Linked DNA regions of Homo sapiens: region 1 is linked to region 2. A link is a loop called in an ENCODE intact Hi-C map of the cell type or tissue named here. Cell type or tissue: PC-9. All regions are shown on one strand. Each heading gives the region's core, and the rest is flanking DNA. Links, peaks and the distances in the headings are about the cores only.

Region 1 (8,670 bases), core at 546-8,545, 110 kb after region 2:
TTGTTGTGATGCTGGTGTAAACAAACCTACTGCATTGCTACTCATAGAAAAGTATAGTACATACAATAATGTACAATGCATACTAGTTGATAATCATAATACGAAACTATGTTAGGGGTTTATGTATTTACTATGATTTCTTATCATTATTTTTGAGTGTACTCCTTCTACTTATTAAAAAAAGTTAACTGTAAAACAGGCTCAGGCAGGTCCTTTAGGAGTTATCCAGAGGAAGGCATTGTCATCATAGGAGATGACAGCTCCATGCGTGTTATTGCCCCTGAAGACCTTCCGCTGGGACAAGATGTGGAGGTGGAAGACAGCGATACGGATAGTCCTGTCCCTGTCACAGGTAGGCCTAGGCTACTGTGTATGTTTGTGATTTGTTTTTTAACAAAAAAGTTTAAAAAGTTAAAAAAAAATTTAAAAACATAAAAAAGCTTTTAGAACAAGGATATAAAGAAATTATTTTTGTACAGCAGTACAATGTGTTTGTGTTTTAAGCTCACTGATAATACAAAACAAAAAGTTAAAAAACTTAAAAAGTTTATAGAGTTAAAAAAGTTACAGTAAACTAAGGTTAATTTATTATTAAACAAAGAAAATGTTAAAAATAAATTTAGTGTAGCCTAAGTGTACAGTGCTCATGAAGCCTACAGTAGTGTACAGTAATGTCCTAGGCCTTCACATTCACTCACTGACTCACCCAGAGCAACCTCCAGTTCTGCAAGCTGCAGTCATGGTAAGTGACCTATACAGGTGTACCAATTTTTGTCTTTTATACCATATTTTTGCTGTACCTTTTCTATGCTAAATTTAAATAAACAAATTCCATTGTGTTACAGTTGTCTACAGTATTCAGTACAGTAATGTGTTGTACAAATTTGTAGACTAGGAGCAATAAACTATACCGTATATCCTAGCTGTGTAGCTAGGATAGTCGTAGCTGTTGCTGTGTAGATAGCTGTAGCTGTGTAGTAGGCTATACCTTCCAGGTTTGTGAAGTATGTGAAGGATGTTTACACAATGACAAAGTCACCTAACAGTGACATTTCTCAGAGAATATCTTGTTGTAAATGATGCATGAATGTACATACATATATATGTGTGTATATATATATATAATTTGTCTCACAAAATTTTAAGTTTAACTTTATAAAATAGTCATTTTTTCCATGTAATTACAAACTCCTAGTAATCATATTTTAATGGTTGAGTAATAATCCAACTTATTCTTATATCAGTCCTTATAGTAATATTTTTGTGTGTATTTCTGTATTTTTTAGTAGAGACAGGGTTTCACTGTGTTAGCCAGGATGGTCTCAATCTCCTGACCTCGTGATCCACCTGCCTCAGCCTCCCAAAGTGCTGGGATTACAGGCGTGAGCCACCACGCCTGGCCAGTAATTTCTTACTTTCTACCTAATATAAATAATTTAATAATGAGAATCTTTGTGCCAACATCCTCTTCTCTCTTCCTCTTTTCTATGTTTCCCTACTCACAACCATAATGGCAGCTACCAAGCAACTTTCCTAAAACATGTGCCTTGCCTTGATGCAAATCCGCAACATCAGCAAAACAAATTTAAATGCCTTAGCCTGGCATCCAATATACTTCATACGCTGATTCAGTCTACCTTCCAAGTCTCATCTTTGACCTCTCCTGTATTCTAAACTCCAGTCATACTCACAGCTTGGGAAAAGCCACATGCACTTGCAATTCTGCATAACTGTTCATGCCATTCCTTCTACCTAAAATGCTCTTCTCTCCATGCCTATCTGTGAAACTTCTGCCCAATGACCAATCCTCATTCCAAATTTCATTTTCTCTTTCAGCTCTTTCTAACCATATTAAGTTGCTGTGCCTCCTCACTCCTCTGTTTCTCTGAACTCAGACTGTCATGCTTGATTTTATGTTTCATTGTTGTATTTGTGTGTCTGGAACCGTTGGCTCAAAATGTTATTATAGAAGTGAATGAATTGTGTGTGTTTTATATACGTACCTACCACGTTACCTGAGGACAAGGCCTAAGATATATTTATCCATGTTGGCTACAGTGTCTACCAAGGTCCATGCATATATAGGTCCTTAATTTTCAAATAAATTAATCTGTGCTGCTTGGCTTGAGCCCAGGAAACTACAGGAATTTGTAGCTATATAGGCTGAAATTGGAACTACAAGTTCTTGGATTATTGATTATCTAAGGTTGCTAAATTGATGCTATGAAGGACTTCTGAAATATTAGGATATTTACTGAAGTACATAACTATGCTAATGTTACAGACTTCCTAAAACCATGTTATGATGGAACTGTATGGGAACTTTGCAGTCTCTGGATTTGACTATTTAATTTTTTTGATAAGAAAACGGGGCCAGGGAGGTGCCTGATGCCATCAGCCATCACTGTTAGAGCGAGGCATGGGTCGAAAGTCTGTGCTTCTGGTCCAGGGCTCAATTGCTGCAACTTACTGTCTTGATTTTCTCAGGGCAGTCCCTGTTTTGATCCTTTATAATTAAAAGGAAGATCATCTTCAAAAAAACAAAACTTATCTAATCAAATTTAAGTTACCGTTTGTGTCTGGCTTGGGAAAATGGGGCCAATACTCAGAACGTGTAGTTTCTTTTCAATTTAATTGTGATTATTCATGGCTCTTAATTTTGTGTTACTCCTATTAGACTAGGTATTTGCATTTGAAAGCAGGTACCTGATTCTTCGGGACACTTCAAAGGTCAAATTTCACTATTAAGCTACATTTCCCTCAAAATACATGTTTAGGCCAGGTGCGGTGGGTCACGCCTATAATCGCAGCACTATGGGAGGCCAAGGTGGCGGATCACGGATCACGAGGTCAGGAGATCGAGACCATCCTGGCCAACATGGTGAAACCCCTTCTCTACTGAAAATACAAAAATTAGCTAGGTGTGGTGGTGCATGCCTGTAGTCCCAGCTACTCAGGAGGCTGAGGCAGGAGAATCACTTGAACCCGGGAAGTGGAGGTTGCAGTGAGCTGAGATCGCACCACTGCACTCCAGCCTGGGTGACAGAGTGAGACTCCATCTCAAAAAAAAAAAAAAAAAAAAAAAAAAAAAAAAAAAAAAACCATGTTTAGGTGCCAGAAATTCCTTCTAGCTGAGTAATGAATGTTTCTGAGTATTAAATAATCACAGTCACTGGAAGTTAGAAAGGATCTTAAGACTATTGATCTCTGTGATCTTATTTTATATTCAGGGAACTGAATTTTAAAGAGGTAATGGCTTTCTGAAGGCTCCCATAGCAGTCAGGAGCAGGAACAGAAGTCTTTCCAAGATAACACTCAGTTATCATCATCTTTGGGTAAAGTCAGAGGAAAATGAAGGAAGGCTTTGCCCTTATGAGGGTTATATAACAATGTGATAGTTATTGGCCACCTCATTAGTTAACAAGCATAGTAGAGATATTTCCAATGGAAAACAAGCCAGATTCAGACATTGATACGACCTGGATGATTCAAAGATGAGTGTTAAGAGACATCAAGTAGGGTGATGATGGAGATGCAAGCTGTTATTAAAACAACCCCTTGCCTTGTCATGGCCACAGCCTTCAGTCAGTGAGCTCACAGAGGTCTGGCACTTTCTTCCATTTGGTATCTCCAGCATTTGGAACACTGTCTAGCTCACATTAGTGAATGTGTTTCGAATGAATGAAGGGTCTGATGAGAGAGAGGTGACTAAACAAGTATGGCTTTGTAATTAAGAAAAGAAAGGAAGAGAGAGAGAAAAAATAAATAAATAGCAAAAACCAAAACTCAAATATATTTTTGATACTGAGTTATAAACATATAGTGTCTCATTAAGGCTTTGTTAAGTAAATCTGGCTTGGGAAATTGTACTTCAATCACTTAGATATGAAATACGAGGGAAAGATGAGTAAACTACACAGTATTGACCACACAAACAGTGAGTGAGAGACCAGATACAATCTACCCAAAGCTGGACTCCTGGGTATATATTTGCCCAATTATTTATTTATTCATTCATTCATACAACACCTGCATAAGTGCCATTTGGTTCGATACAAAACTGACAAGGTGACTACTTTTAAGGAGCTCACCATGTATCTACTCCAAATATATTCAGCGACTTCCCTCTCCACCCCCACTCTAAATGTGTATGTTCTATAGCATAAAATAAAATGAGAAAATACTAAAAAGACAACATTTTAAGGGAGTTTGATACTATTCTTTATGTGTTGTCAATAGGAATTTAAGGATGCCCACTTAATTCGTGATTTTGTCCCCAGACCTGGGAATTCACAAATGATTCTGGAATTTCCTTCAAACAAGATACCTTTCCTCCAAAGGCATTTGTACATCTCAGGAATGTAGTTAGTGGCAGCTGCTCCCCCCCCCCCCACCCCCGCCACCAACCAGGTCTAATGTCATAAACTCTGCAGGAATCCTGTCTGTGGTTCTGCACATTCAGGACTCGCAATCAGTCCTTACATGGGCAAAAGCTTGTTTGCTCTGCACTTGCATTAACCTCAGATCAGTTAAGCAAACCCAAAAACACAATGGCTTGGGTATAAGATACCATTCTACTTAGAGTGGCCTAAGATTTCTAAAAATGCCCACAGCAAGCAACTCAGGATGACTACCCAAAATGTAGATAGAGTAATAGGGAGATGTGTTCTAGCTAAAATCAACCAATAAACAGAAAACTGGTAACCCATGTCTGATGTTCTAATCCAATGTTGTTGTTGTTTTTATTTCATTGTTCTTGGTGAATTCTATTGAAAAGCAAAGATTCTTTTCAAATTCAAAGAAATTTTATTATATTATACAATGACTGTGTAAAAATTAAGATTATATAGTGAAGCACACTGAGCAGGGATGATAAATAAAATATTTCACTAGAAATGCATTCAACAGTCAGAACAGATACTGACCATAGACAACTGCTATGTTTGTACTGGTGCATATTAATACCAGCCCTGCTTCTGTGCTGAGCTCACTGATTTGTGTTACATGAAAATCACACTATATATCTCTTACAGGTGAAGATCAACACATAAAACATCTAAATTACATTTAATGCCCATTATACAGGTGAATAACAACATCAAACACAAGAATATTTATTCTTTGTCCCAACTTCATCCATTTCATCTTCTCTACTAGACTATTTCTATTAATATAAAAGCATATTGTATATTATGTCTTCCTAGTTAAAAAAACACAAAAAAAAGCCCAAAGCAAAATATTTCCTTTATACTATACTATCCTCTGTCTACTCTGTTCTACTTCTTTTCCTTATAGCAGAATTTCTGGAAATAATTTTTTCACACTCACTGTCTTCCTTTCTCTTTCTTTTACTTGCTCCTGAATCTCCTTTAATTGGGCTTTCCTCCCTCTTCTGAAAATGCTCTCATTAAAGTTACCAGGGTCATGCTCATTGCCAAATCAATGGGCACCTCTCAGACCTCCTCCGTGTGAATGTTTGCAGTATTCAATGCAGTTGCAGTTGGTTTCACTCTCCTTATTGAAGCATTCTTCTTAGCCTTCTTTGCTGAATCCTTCACTTTTCAGTTTTGAATGACATGTACACTCTTGGAGATCTCATCCAACTCCCAGACTTCAGTGACTACTTCTACAGAAACCTCCCCAACAGGGAGGCCTTCCTTGACCACGCACCCTGCAGTAGCAACCATTGCCTGTCTTTAGTCTCTTGCTCTGATTTGTTTTTCTTCATAGCACTTATTACTACCTACTGTTCTATGATCTATCTAGCTTATCTCTATTGTTTGCCTATTGTCTGTCTCCTCTGCCAGAATACAGCTCCAGAGGATAGAAACTATCTTGTTTACTGATGTTATTTTAATACCTGAAAAAAGTGCCTGTCCCAGAGTATGGACTCACTAAATACTTGCTGAGTAAATAAATGAATGTTCACAAATGGGGACTAAAAGGCTAACAAGCAAGATCTTTTTCACGCTATGTAAATTTATGAAAAGTGACCTTATTTTAATTTGCAATGGCAAATTATGGAAGGGCTTGGTCAGGTCTGCCATGGGTCAAATCCAGCCATGCTTGCTTGCTTGCTTGCTTGCTTGCTTGCTTGCTTGCTTGCTTGCTTGCTTTTTCTTTCCTTCCTTCCTTCCTTCCTTCCTTCCTTCCTTCCTTCCTTCCTTCCTTCCTTCCTTCTTTCTTTTCTTTTCTTTTCTTTTCTTTTTTTTTTGAGACAGCGTTTCACTCTGTCGCCCAGGCTGGCGTGCAGTGGTGCGATCTCAGCTCATTGCAACCTCTGCCTCCCAGGTTCGAGCGATTGTCCTGCCTCAGCCTCCGGAATAGCTGGGACTACAGGAGCATGCCACCATGCCTGGCTAAATTTTTGTATTTTTAGTAGAGACAGGGTTTCACCATGTTGGCCAGGCTGGTCTCTAACTCCTGACCTCAAGTTATCCACCCACCTCAGCCTCTCAAAGTGCTGGGATTACAGGTATGAGCCACCGTGCCTGGCCTACACATTTCTTTTACATATTGTCTGTGACTGCTTTCCCATTGCAGTGACACAATAGAGTAGTAAAGGCAGAGATAATGTATGGCCCACAAAGCCAAAAATACTTACTACCTGGGACTTTCCAGAAAAAGTTTGTTGGCCCCTGGTTTATTATACACATTAGGTAGGCAGTAAAATGTAAAGGTTAAGAGTATAGCTCTGGAGCCAGATGTCCTAGGTTCAAATGCCATTTCCTCCTTTGCCCTGCTGCAGCCTTAGTTAAGTCACCTCTCCTCATTCTGTCTCAGTTTTCTCAACCATTAAATGGAGATAACACCAATACTAACCACACTGGGTGGTTGTGAAGATAAAATGAGTTAATACTTGTGAAATACTTAAAATCTTCCAGAAATATACTCATGAATATTACTGTATGGTGAGAAAGTAATTGAAACTGGTTTGAAAGAATTGAGGGCAGGTATATCAAAGTGTAGCTATGTGCATTTAATTTATCCTGACAGACATATTACAAACGACTAAGTTCATTTCCCTCCTTCACTGGTTCATTCTGTTGGATCTTGGGTTAGTTGGTATGAACAGATACATTTTCCTTCTGTTGCAGATGGAAAAATTTACACGTAGACTGTGTTTTTCCTTAACTAATTTTTGCGGGATACATACAAAAAGCAAATAATCGGTGTGTCATCTACTGTCTGTTTTGATGGAATTTGGGAAAAAACTCAGCTGAAATCAGACAGACAGGCACTGTGTGGGAGTCTCTATGACGATTTGTCTGGTGGTCCCCTTTTCACTGGATTTTACCCTGTTAGGTGGACAGTGTCAAAGGCATCCTAGGATGACTCCCCAAGCATCCTCGTAAATTTCCTCCTCTGGTCTTGGTCTTCACACTTGGAATCTCTGGTGTGATTTGTCCTGTCTGCTCTTCAGTGTCCAGGTCAAGTTCTTCCTCTTCTGGGATGGCTTCCAGTGAGCTCTCCATTCTGTCAATGCCTGTGACCCATTCACTTGTCCCCTAGCTGAAGGCACTTGTTAACTTTTTAATTTTTAATCTTCTAAAAAACATCCTATTTTCACTAACTAGAGTTCTATTTGATTGAGGTAAGGGATTGAACCTTCCTCCTTGGTATGCTCAGCACGTAAGAAGAGTGCCCTACACAAAGCATCTGCTTGGAATTGGCTACCATCGATCTATCAATGGAAATTCTTTTTTTGTTTGTTTGTTTTTGAGACATAGTCTCACTCTGTCGCCCAGGGTGGAGTACAGTGGCATCATCATAGCTCACGGCCCTCATGAACTACTGGCCTCAAGGGATCCTCTAAAAGTGCTTGGTTTAACAGGCATGAACCACTATGCCCAGCTAATTGACAGTAGTTCTTAATGTGGTTTCTGGGGTGCAGCACCTGCCAATGTCTTCTGCCTCCTGCATCTTGTTCTCACGTTCTGTGCTCTGGCTATCACGCTCCAACCTTCCATGCTCACGTCCTCCTCATGCTAGTCCCTATGTCTGAATTGCCCTCTCCTCATCTTCACATTGTCAACTGCCAGTCATCTTTCAGATATGAGTTCAACAGTCACTGCTTCAAGGAAGCTTCTGGAACAGGTTTTCTCACTGTAGACCAAGACCATGTTGGGGCCTCTCCTCAGACTGCTCTGCCTTTTCCTTCATGGTACCATCATATCCATAGTTATAGACTGAATTTTTATGTGGTTATCTGGTGAATGTCTATCTCTTCTACTAGAGTGAGCTCTCCATGATGAAGAACAACGTTTGCTTAAATGACATTTTATCTCCAAGATCTAGTGTAGTGATTGACTCATAGTTTTTGAATGAATGAGCAGTGAGTAGCTGACAAAGATAAGGGGATTATTACACTCTTGCATAGTGGGAAAATGTATTCCATAAAATTTTGCTGACTCTCTTCCATGTGCCAGTGCTGCGCTGGGTGTTGGGGATGCAGCACAGAACAAAGTAGGGGTGGGAAGAGGTGAGATGCAAATGCACAACTTTCCACTTTATATCTGTGCTTAGTCCAGTGGACAGCGAGGGTTTCTCTCTTAGTGAGCCTGGCTTGGCTTCCCAGGTGTAGAGAAAGCAACTATTTTGTCTAGAATTTTCTGTCATGGTTTCCCAATATGGTCATTAGTGAGAAGGTATTAAGTCTGCAAAACTGAG
Region 2 (8,670 bases), core at 536-8,535:
AACCCTGCCTGGCATGGGGTGTCTGCTGTGTAACCCTCAACACAGTGACAGTGATCTGCTCTGACCGTCCCTGAGCGTGCTAGGTAGCTCAGGGCTTGCAAGTTCATAAATAATTATCTCCACAGCCTATTCTTAGTAGCAACAGATGCTGAGCTTTTCCAGCCTGCTCTCGGGGTCAGTGGTGGGAAAGAGAAGAAAAAAAATGAAAGCATTGTTTTGCACATGGCTGGACATCTGTATTTCTGAATTGCCCTGTTGTGTGTATGATGCAACTGCTGGAGCTGTTTTGCTGAATGTGAACTTTGTCAACCGACTGGAGTCTAAATTGGTTTTGGATCCCTCTGAAATCTAAATGGTCAGACCATATTTTTCTAATATTCAGCTGGATTGTATCTTTGCTCTGAAGTGGAGCTGACTTCGTATGTGTTCACAGTGGCAGCAGGGGTTGCTTCTCTGTTTTCCTGGTCTGTGTTGTTTGTTTTCCCAAGACTGCTGCTTACCTTGTCCATTGTCTATACTCAGGAGACCAGGAAGGTAACTCCCTATGGAACTGTGGCCACTGGGACTTCAAGGATCGTTAACTCTAGTGTTATTGTTAGGAAGAGAGCAGACTGTTTTTCAGAAATGAAACAGGTGAAGCACCAAGAATAGCTAACCTACTAGGTGCACTGGTACCATGGCAAAGACTTGGACTTGGACTTGGGATATCCAAGCACTTAGGTTCTTTGTTGGGAGCTTTGACAGTCAAGGCTGATGTTTCTGTTTGGTAGCTGTAGTGCAGAGGTTCTCAACTTCACTATGTATCAGAATCACCTGGGGAGCACTTAACATATTACTTATATTACTCAGGCCAGAGTCCAACTCCAGAAATTCTGACTCCGTTGGTCTGGAGTGGGACTTTGCATCTTTAGTTTTAGAAAGTTTCCCGGCTGGGCACGGTGGCTCACGCCTGTAATCCCAGCACTTTGGGAGACTGAGGTGGGCGGATCACCTGAGGTCAGGAGTTCAAGACCAGCCTGATCACCATGGACAAACCCCATCTCTACTAAAAATACAAAAAATTAGCTAGGAGTGGTGGCACATGCCTGTAATCCCAGCTACTCGGGAGGCTGAGGTAGGAGAATCGCTTGAATCTGGGAGGCGGAGGTTGTGGTGAGCTGAGATCGCGCCACTGCACTCCACCCTGGGCAAAAAGAGCAAAGCTCCGTCTCAAAAAAAAGTTTCCCAGGAGATTCTAATGTGCAACTGGAGTTGAGAACCTGTATTTTGGAGGCTTACAAAGCTTTTAATAAAACTGTGTGGCTGTGTCTAGATATCCATGTTAGGTTTTGAGTGAATTTCTGCATGAAGAAAAGACATCTATTTGGGTGGTGATGTTGATGGTTGGGGCAGTGGATCCTGTCTTTTATAACAATATGATTAGTAATAATAATATGACTAATATGATTAGTAATATGATTAGTAATAATATGACTAATATGATTAGTAATATGATTAGTTATAATATGATTATATTACTAATCATATTGTTAATAATACTAACTATCAGTTATGGAATAGTTATATTAGGCTCTGGGCTAATCTCCATATTAGCACTATATATAAACACTATTATTATTCTAAATTTTATAAATAAGGAAACTGAGGTGTAGTAACATCACGTGTAATTTCCTCACGATCACACAGCTGTCTGACTCCAAAGCTCATCCTATTCATCACTCCTCCAAGATGATTAATTTCCATTTAAATAAGGAAAATGTGGATTAAAGAATGAGAAGTCTAAAAAGGAGAATCCTCTGAGTGAGAACCATATGCATCTGTATGTGTCAGGGCATCATTCTCTTCTGATAAAAGGAAAAAAAAGACAAGTCTGGATGTGTTTCTTTTTTTCTCTTAAATGCAGTATTTTTTTCCTAAGAACCTGTGAAAGTTCAAGGCAGGCAGTAGAACCCAAGGGCTTGCATACTGGTATTGGAATTAAGCAGTGGCCTCTGAGCTTAGCTCATGCATGCTCTTCATGTTCCTCATTAGAAGAATGAAAATAGCTTCTTATGTGAATCTATATGGAGGATGAGTGTGTGCTTACAGTTATTTTCTTGTCTAGGCTGGGTAATAATTAGAGTGGGCAATATAAACTCCAGTGTTTTCATTTTGTTCCCTGAATAGGACAACTGTTTTGTTGTTGCTTTTGTTGTTGGCAGATTTGTAAATCAGAGTACATACTTCTTACTTAAAGGACTGTGTTAATTCTCTAATGCCTGTTAAAAGATTAGAATAGTACCAGCACCTATCAATAAGCAGGATCCTGGAAATTCCATAGCCAGTTCCTGATAGGCCCCATACTTATGAAGGAATGTTACATTGAGGCATCCAATAAATATTTATTAAATGAGAGAGTGAATGAATTTTTGCACATATGTACCATAACAGAAATAGCACCCCACGTATTGCTAAGGACTTCTTGGGAAAGGAGAGTGATTTTAGTCAATTGCTATGCTCCCAGTTTCTCCACGGGGCCCCCGTGGTCTGCTGACCAACTCCTAATTGCCTACCAGAAGCAGTTCTCTGTACACTAAACATAGCAATATTAGTAGGCTTTTAAAAAATCTTATCATCACAAGCTTCCGTTTATATCTCTCAGCCTTGATGAAAGGAAGCTGACTTTTGCTTTACTCTAAGTAGCATTCTTCATATTACAAGTTAGAAAAAGTTCTGTTGTCCCCAGGGCACATAAGGAACAGGAGAGAAGTTGCTTGCCAGCCCATGTGAAAGATGAGAAGCCCAACTTGGATTCATTCATGTCCCCTGCTACAGGGACACCTGGATGAGACCCTGCTCCCTCTGTGAGTTCAAACTGCTGTCACTGGAGTTATAAAGGGACATTTAGGCTTGTGTTCTTGGGTCTGTAGCCAGACAGCACAAGTATTTTTAGGGCTCTTTTTGTCTCAATCTGATTTCTGCTTGAAACTTTAACACATGCAGGCTTCACTGAAATACTTTTAAACTACTCTCTGGGCAGTGTAGGAGGGGTTGGATTAGTACTACAGCCTTTAAACAGTTCAAAAAAAGATTTTTTTTTATTGCTAAATATCCAACAGGCTGAACGGAGGAAATTCAAGTCTAACCCTGGAGGGACCCCTGTTTAGTCATCTGTCTAGACAGACGAGTTCATATAATGGGCCTCTATGTTTCTTTTGCTTTGTATAACAGACGGTGGTCCCTTCCTTTAAACTTTGTGAAGATGTCAACCTTTGGTTTTTTTTATCCCAACCTGCTGTTGATAAGCCAAGAAAGTGACTCACACATGAGCCAACAATAACTCTTGAGTGTGACAATTAGTCTTACAATTGAGTAGCAAGAAAATATAGGATTTGCATACAGGGGACCTGGGTAAAATCCTGACTGTGTAACATCGAGAAAGTCAGTTACCCTTTCTGAACTTTTTTTTTTTTCCTAAAATGAGAGTTAATTAAAAAAAAAAAACCCAACATTATTTCTTAATGGTTCTTCAAAAGAAGAAATTATCTAACACAGAAAAATGTTTTTCACATGGTAGAGGCTGAGTAAATTGTCATTCATTCAATCAATCATTTTAAGGTGATCATTGAAGACTTTAGCATTTTTGCTTTCTTATTCTGAAAACCATAGAAAAACTAGAAATTCTAGCCCATATTTTAAATCTCATGTCAGCATACATTGAGAACAGCGAGTGCTTTTTTTTCAGTCTAGAAAAGAAGAAAAGTGGTACCAATTTCTGTGAGAGGAAGATAATATTGGAGATAGTATTTTAAAATACGGGATATTGAGGGAGGAGGGAGAGCATCAGGAGGAATAGCTAATGGATGCTGGCCTTAATACCTAGGTGATGGGATGATCTGTGCAACAAACCACCATGGCACGTTTACCTATGTAACAAACCTTCACATCCTGCATATGTACCCCTGAACTTAAGAAGTTGAAGAAAAAATATGGGATATCTATAATTTATATTCATAAGTTGAATGTATAGAATCAAAGGGAGGATTGGTGGTTGCCAGGGGCTGTAGCGAAGGGGAAATGAGGAGTTACTAATAAATGGGCCTAAAGTTTCAGTTGAGCAAGATGAATAAGATCTAGAGAGCTGCTGCACAACGTCGTACCCACAGTCAACAATAATAGATTGCACACTTAAAAATGTGGTAAGTGCGTACATCTCCCGTTAAGTGTTCTTACACAATAGAATTTAAAATATTGTTAGAAGTGAATAAGGCAGAATGACATTCTTTATCTTGTTAGGAGGGCTGGAAGCTCAGACCTTGCATGAAAGGACAATGTGTGTTAGTAATGATTTCTACAACCAGGCGGAACATCAGCCACCTCAATTCCTTGTCATTTCACTTTAAGCTCTGCCTGGATGGTTCCTGAAAACCATGACCTACAAAATTTTGTTTTATTCTATTTAATTCAGTTATAATTCACCAAGCATATACTGCCTTAAGAATTTGGTGCCTGAATTATGCAGATGAATAAAAAATGAGATAGGTAGGGATGAGTCCCTCTTGGAAGAGGCATCACCAACAGCTCAGAGAGTACTAGGACCATACAACCTAGGTTTAAGTGGAGGCCTTACTGTTTCCAGTTCCATAGCACCGGGCAAGTTCCCTCTTTAAGCCTCAGTTTCTTATCCCCCACCTAAGTGGGATGAATCCAGATGTGTACCTGACAGCTGATGTGCTCCCAGTAGCTAGTAACATTGCTTTTGCTGTTATGCTTATTCTTTTTATTGTTATTACTATATTATCCCTGCCCTCAAGTAGCTTATAGCCTATTTGTGGAGACCCATTTGTACACACTACCCTGCACAAAGCAGAAAAATTAAAAAACTGCTGAATGACATTTACAAGCAAAGTTCAATCCAAACACATAGGAAGATGGTTGGTTAATGAAACCAGCTTTGTTTGTTTTGAGACACGGTCTTGCTCTGTTGCCCAGGCTGGAGTGCAGTGGTGTAATGATAGCTCACTGCAGCCTTGACCTCCTGGGCTCAAGTGACTCTCCCACCTCAGCCTAGGAGGTTAGCTGGGACTACAGATGATGCCACCACACCTGGCTAATTTAAAAAAAAAAATTTTTATAGAGATGAGGTCTCACTTTGTTGCCCGGGCTGGTCTCAGACTCCTGGGCTCAAGGGATCCTCCTAAAGTGCTGGGATTACAGGCGTGAGCCACTGTGCCCAGCTGAAACCAACTTTTAGGAGAAGCAGTCCCTACCATGCCTAGAACAACGTGTATTTCTTAAGTGCTTAGCCACAGCCTTAAAGTGAAAGGGAAATAGAAAAATCAGCCTCCTCTTTAGCTGGTACAGGACAGAAGCAAAACATAGATATCTATGTTGATAGCATAACTTTTCACATTTTGTAGTATAGTTCATGACATTCTCAGACACTGAAATTCCATTGGAACCCAGTGCTTTACGTGGCTTTGAATATGGTATGTGTGAGTCATGTCTCTTTCAATACAACTGCAATCAATAAAAACCCCAGTAAAATGTGGTTAACCACAAGGGCATCCCTCCCCACCAGCTCCACCCCCAAATCAGCACTATGATTCATTCAATGTAGTCCTCCTCCCCCTAATGTATTTTACATTGGGAGATACTTATGCTTCCTCAGCACAAAAATCAGAAATCCTACTCTTCTGCTGGTCGCCTGCCCCTATGTTGTGCCGTCTTGCCCCACCCCCGACCCCTGGGAAGTCCAGTCGTGGCCTATACCCTGGGTAGCTGTGGCTGGGGAGAAACTCTGCCCAGTTTCATGCAGAAGCAGGACAGATGCTTCCAAAGGATGCAGTCTGAGGTCCCAGAAGACCTTACTGAGAAAAAAGTCTTTTCTTCTTTCTTACTAATATAACCCCAGCATCCATCTTCCTGTGTCTTCCTTAAATTGAATCCTGAGATGAGGCTTCCCATTTGCCACCACCTCCTTCGTTTTAATTCATTACATATATTATAGTGTGTTTGTTTGTTTGTTTGTTTGTTTGTTTGTTTTTGATACAGAGCCTTGCTCTGTTTCCCAGGCTGGAGTGCAGTGGTGCCATCTTGGCTCACTGCAACCGCCGCCTCCCGGGTTCAAGCAATTCTCCTGCCTTAGTCTCCTGAGTAGCTGGGATTACAGGCCCCTGTCACTATGCCTGGCTAATTTTGGATTTATTTATTTATTTATTTATTTATTTATTTATTTATTTAAGATGGAGTCTTGCTCTGTCGCACCAGGCACTCTATGAGTGCAATGGTGCGATCTTAGCTCACTGCAACCTCCGCCTCCCGGGTTCATGTGATTCTCCTGCCTCAGCCTCTCGAGTAGTTGGGATTACAGGCGCCCGCCACTGCGCCCAGGTAATTTTTGCATTTTTAGTAGAGACGGGGTTTCGCCATGTTGGCCAGGCTGGTTTCGAAGTCCTGACCTCAGGTGATCCGCCCGCCTCGGCCTCCCAAAGTGCTGGGATTACAGGCGTGAGCTACTGCACCCGGCCATTTTTTGGGTATTTTTAGTAGAGACGAGGTTTCACCATGTTGGCCAGGCTAGTCTCGAACTTCTGACCTCAAGTGCTCCTCCCCCCTCGGCCTCCCAAAGTGCTGGGATTATAGATGTGAGCCACCGTGCCCAGCCTGTTCATTTTGCTGTTGAGACAGAGTCTCACTCTGCCACCCAGTCTGGGGTGCAGGGACCATAGCTCACTGCAGCCTGGAACTCCTGGCCCCAAAGGATCCTTCCGCCTCAACCTCCTAGAGCGCTGGGATCACAGGGGTGCTACACCACACCCGGCCTGTTTTTTTTTTCTTATACAGAAGGGACCTGAGGAAACAATATGCATTGTGAGTGCACACCAGAGGGATAGAGAAAGGCAGACAAGGAAAGGAGAGGAAAGGCGGGTAATGGAAGAAGAGGTGTGGCAAGGGCAGCAGCCTTCACATTGCTTCCTCGCTGGGTCTGTGGCTATTACCCTCCTGAGCAGCACCTTCTCAGGCCAGCTCGGTCTAGAAAGCTGTCTGCCAGCAGATTCTAGTTGTCATCCCAGCAGTCCTTAAAACATGACCTGCCACCCACAAGGGAAATCTGGTCTCATTAGTACCTTTAATTATAAAAGCAGACCGAGAACACATGGTACATTTTCTTTCTTTCTTTCTTTTTTTTTTTTCTTTTTTAGAGACGGAGTCTCACTCTGTCACCCAGGCTGGAGTGCAGTGGTGCGATCTCGGCTCACTGCAAGCTCCGCCTCCCGGGTTCACGCCATTCTCCTGCCTCAGCCTCCTGAGTAGCTGGGACTACAGGCGCCCGCCACCACACCTGGCTAATTTTTTTGTATTTTTAGTAGAGACAGGGTTTCACCGTGGTTCGCCAGGATGGCCTCGATCTCCTGACCTCATGATCCACCCGCCTTGGCCTCCCAAAGTGCTGGGATTACAGGCGTGAGCCACCGTGCCCGGCCAGTACCTTTTCTTTATTTTTTAATTTTATTTCTTTTTCTTTCTTTCTTTCTTTCTTTTTTTTTTTTTTACTTCTGCGAGCCTGGAACATCTTTTCTTTAATTTGATGCTGTCTTTCTTCCTCTCTAATGCTCAAATCTAGCTTTCATATTTTTTCTCAAGGTTGTCATTTGACAGGAGGTTTTATTTAAAAGTTCTGAGGTTAAATACCTGGAAGATAAGATGAAGCCAGTTGAAAACAGTGTCCTTTTTCTGTTCTCATGCCTGAGAGAAGTTCAGTCAGTCCTGATTTTTCAATCGGGGTAGACCAAAGTTTAAGTCAGCTGGCTGTGATACAATCTTATTTTACCATTTTCTTTCACATGCTTTTAGTTAATGGAGGAAGCTGGGTCTTAAAATATCCAATTGCATTTAACTTCTTTTACTTACTTAAGGAACCAGTTACCCTTTGATAAGTACCTATGTCTAGTTCCTTTTATCCACAGTTGGTATTTAGTCAATAATAACAATAACAACAATAATAATACCGATGCGGTGCTTCATATACTCCAGGCACTCTTCTAAACACTTTTAGAGACATCGATATTCATTTGATCCTGGCAATAATAGGTATTATTACTCTCTTTGTTTCACATGTGAGGAAACCAAGGCAGAGAGAGATTAAATAACTTGCCCAAGCTGTGAGATAGTAGAGCTGAGACATTTACCTATCAAAGTCGCTGCCATCGTCAGCACTCACTCGCATTCATTGGAAGCTCAAGTCGGTGACCAATCATGTGTCCCTAAAGCAGCAGTACAGTGTAATGATTAAGGGCACAAACTCTGGAATGAAAATGGCCTAGGTTTGTGTGTTTGGGGACGGACATTCCACTCTAGAAGTAGATTCCACCTGGCCTAAAATGTGTAAATCACTGTGCTATCACACCAAGTTAGAAACTCACATGGTGCACACACATGCTAAGCTCCTTACAGTCTGAAACTGGCAACAGTAATCAGCATGCAAAGTTCTCTTTAGATGGCCTGTTTTTTTTTTCCTAGCTAACCCCTTTGATTAGCAAATAGTACAAATGTTTATAGAGTTGGAAGATTTTTAATATCTTTATTTGAATTGCACAAAGCAGCCAAATGTAGTTTGGCCCTAGGCTGCAGAGTATATGTGTCCGGGTGCCAAGAAGCAACTGCACTCCGCCTGGGATGCCAAGCATT

The links. Peaks named below come from ENCODE experiments on the same cell type or tissue, not always from the same donor. Only the 100,000 strongest peaks of a DNase experiment are listed, where the experiment ranks them.
Region 1: a loop joins it to region 2, with 8 times the contacts of the local background. A loop is called at or near these places in 12 of 110 quality-filtered maps.

Annotation. Positions count from the first base shown.
Region 1 is chr1:218,484,737-218,493,406 of GRCh38, forward strand. No RefSeq gene overlaps it. Among named protein-coding and RNA genes, the nearest start is that of LINC02869, 21 kb to the right of the region's middle. In PC-9, for the core only: no CTCF peak of the experiment used is centred there; DNase peaks (open chromatin) are centred at 995, 3,175, 4,515 and 8,315; H3K27ac peaks cover 4,160 bases.
Region 2 is chr1:218,371,968-218,380,637 of GRCh38, forward strand. All of the region lies in intron 1 of TGFB2 (transforming growth factor beta 2), which reads left to right. Among named protein-coding and RNA genes, the nearest start is that of TGFB2-AS1, 31 kb to the left of the region's middle. In PC-9, for the core only: no CTCF peak of the experiment used is centred there; DNase peaks (open chromatin) are centred at 2,704, 3,284, 5,014 and 5,454; H3K4me3 peaks cover 957 bases; H3K27ac peaks cover 4,791 bases.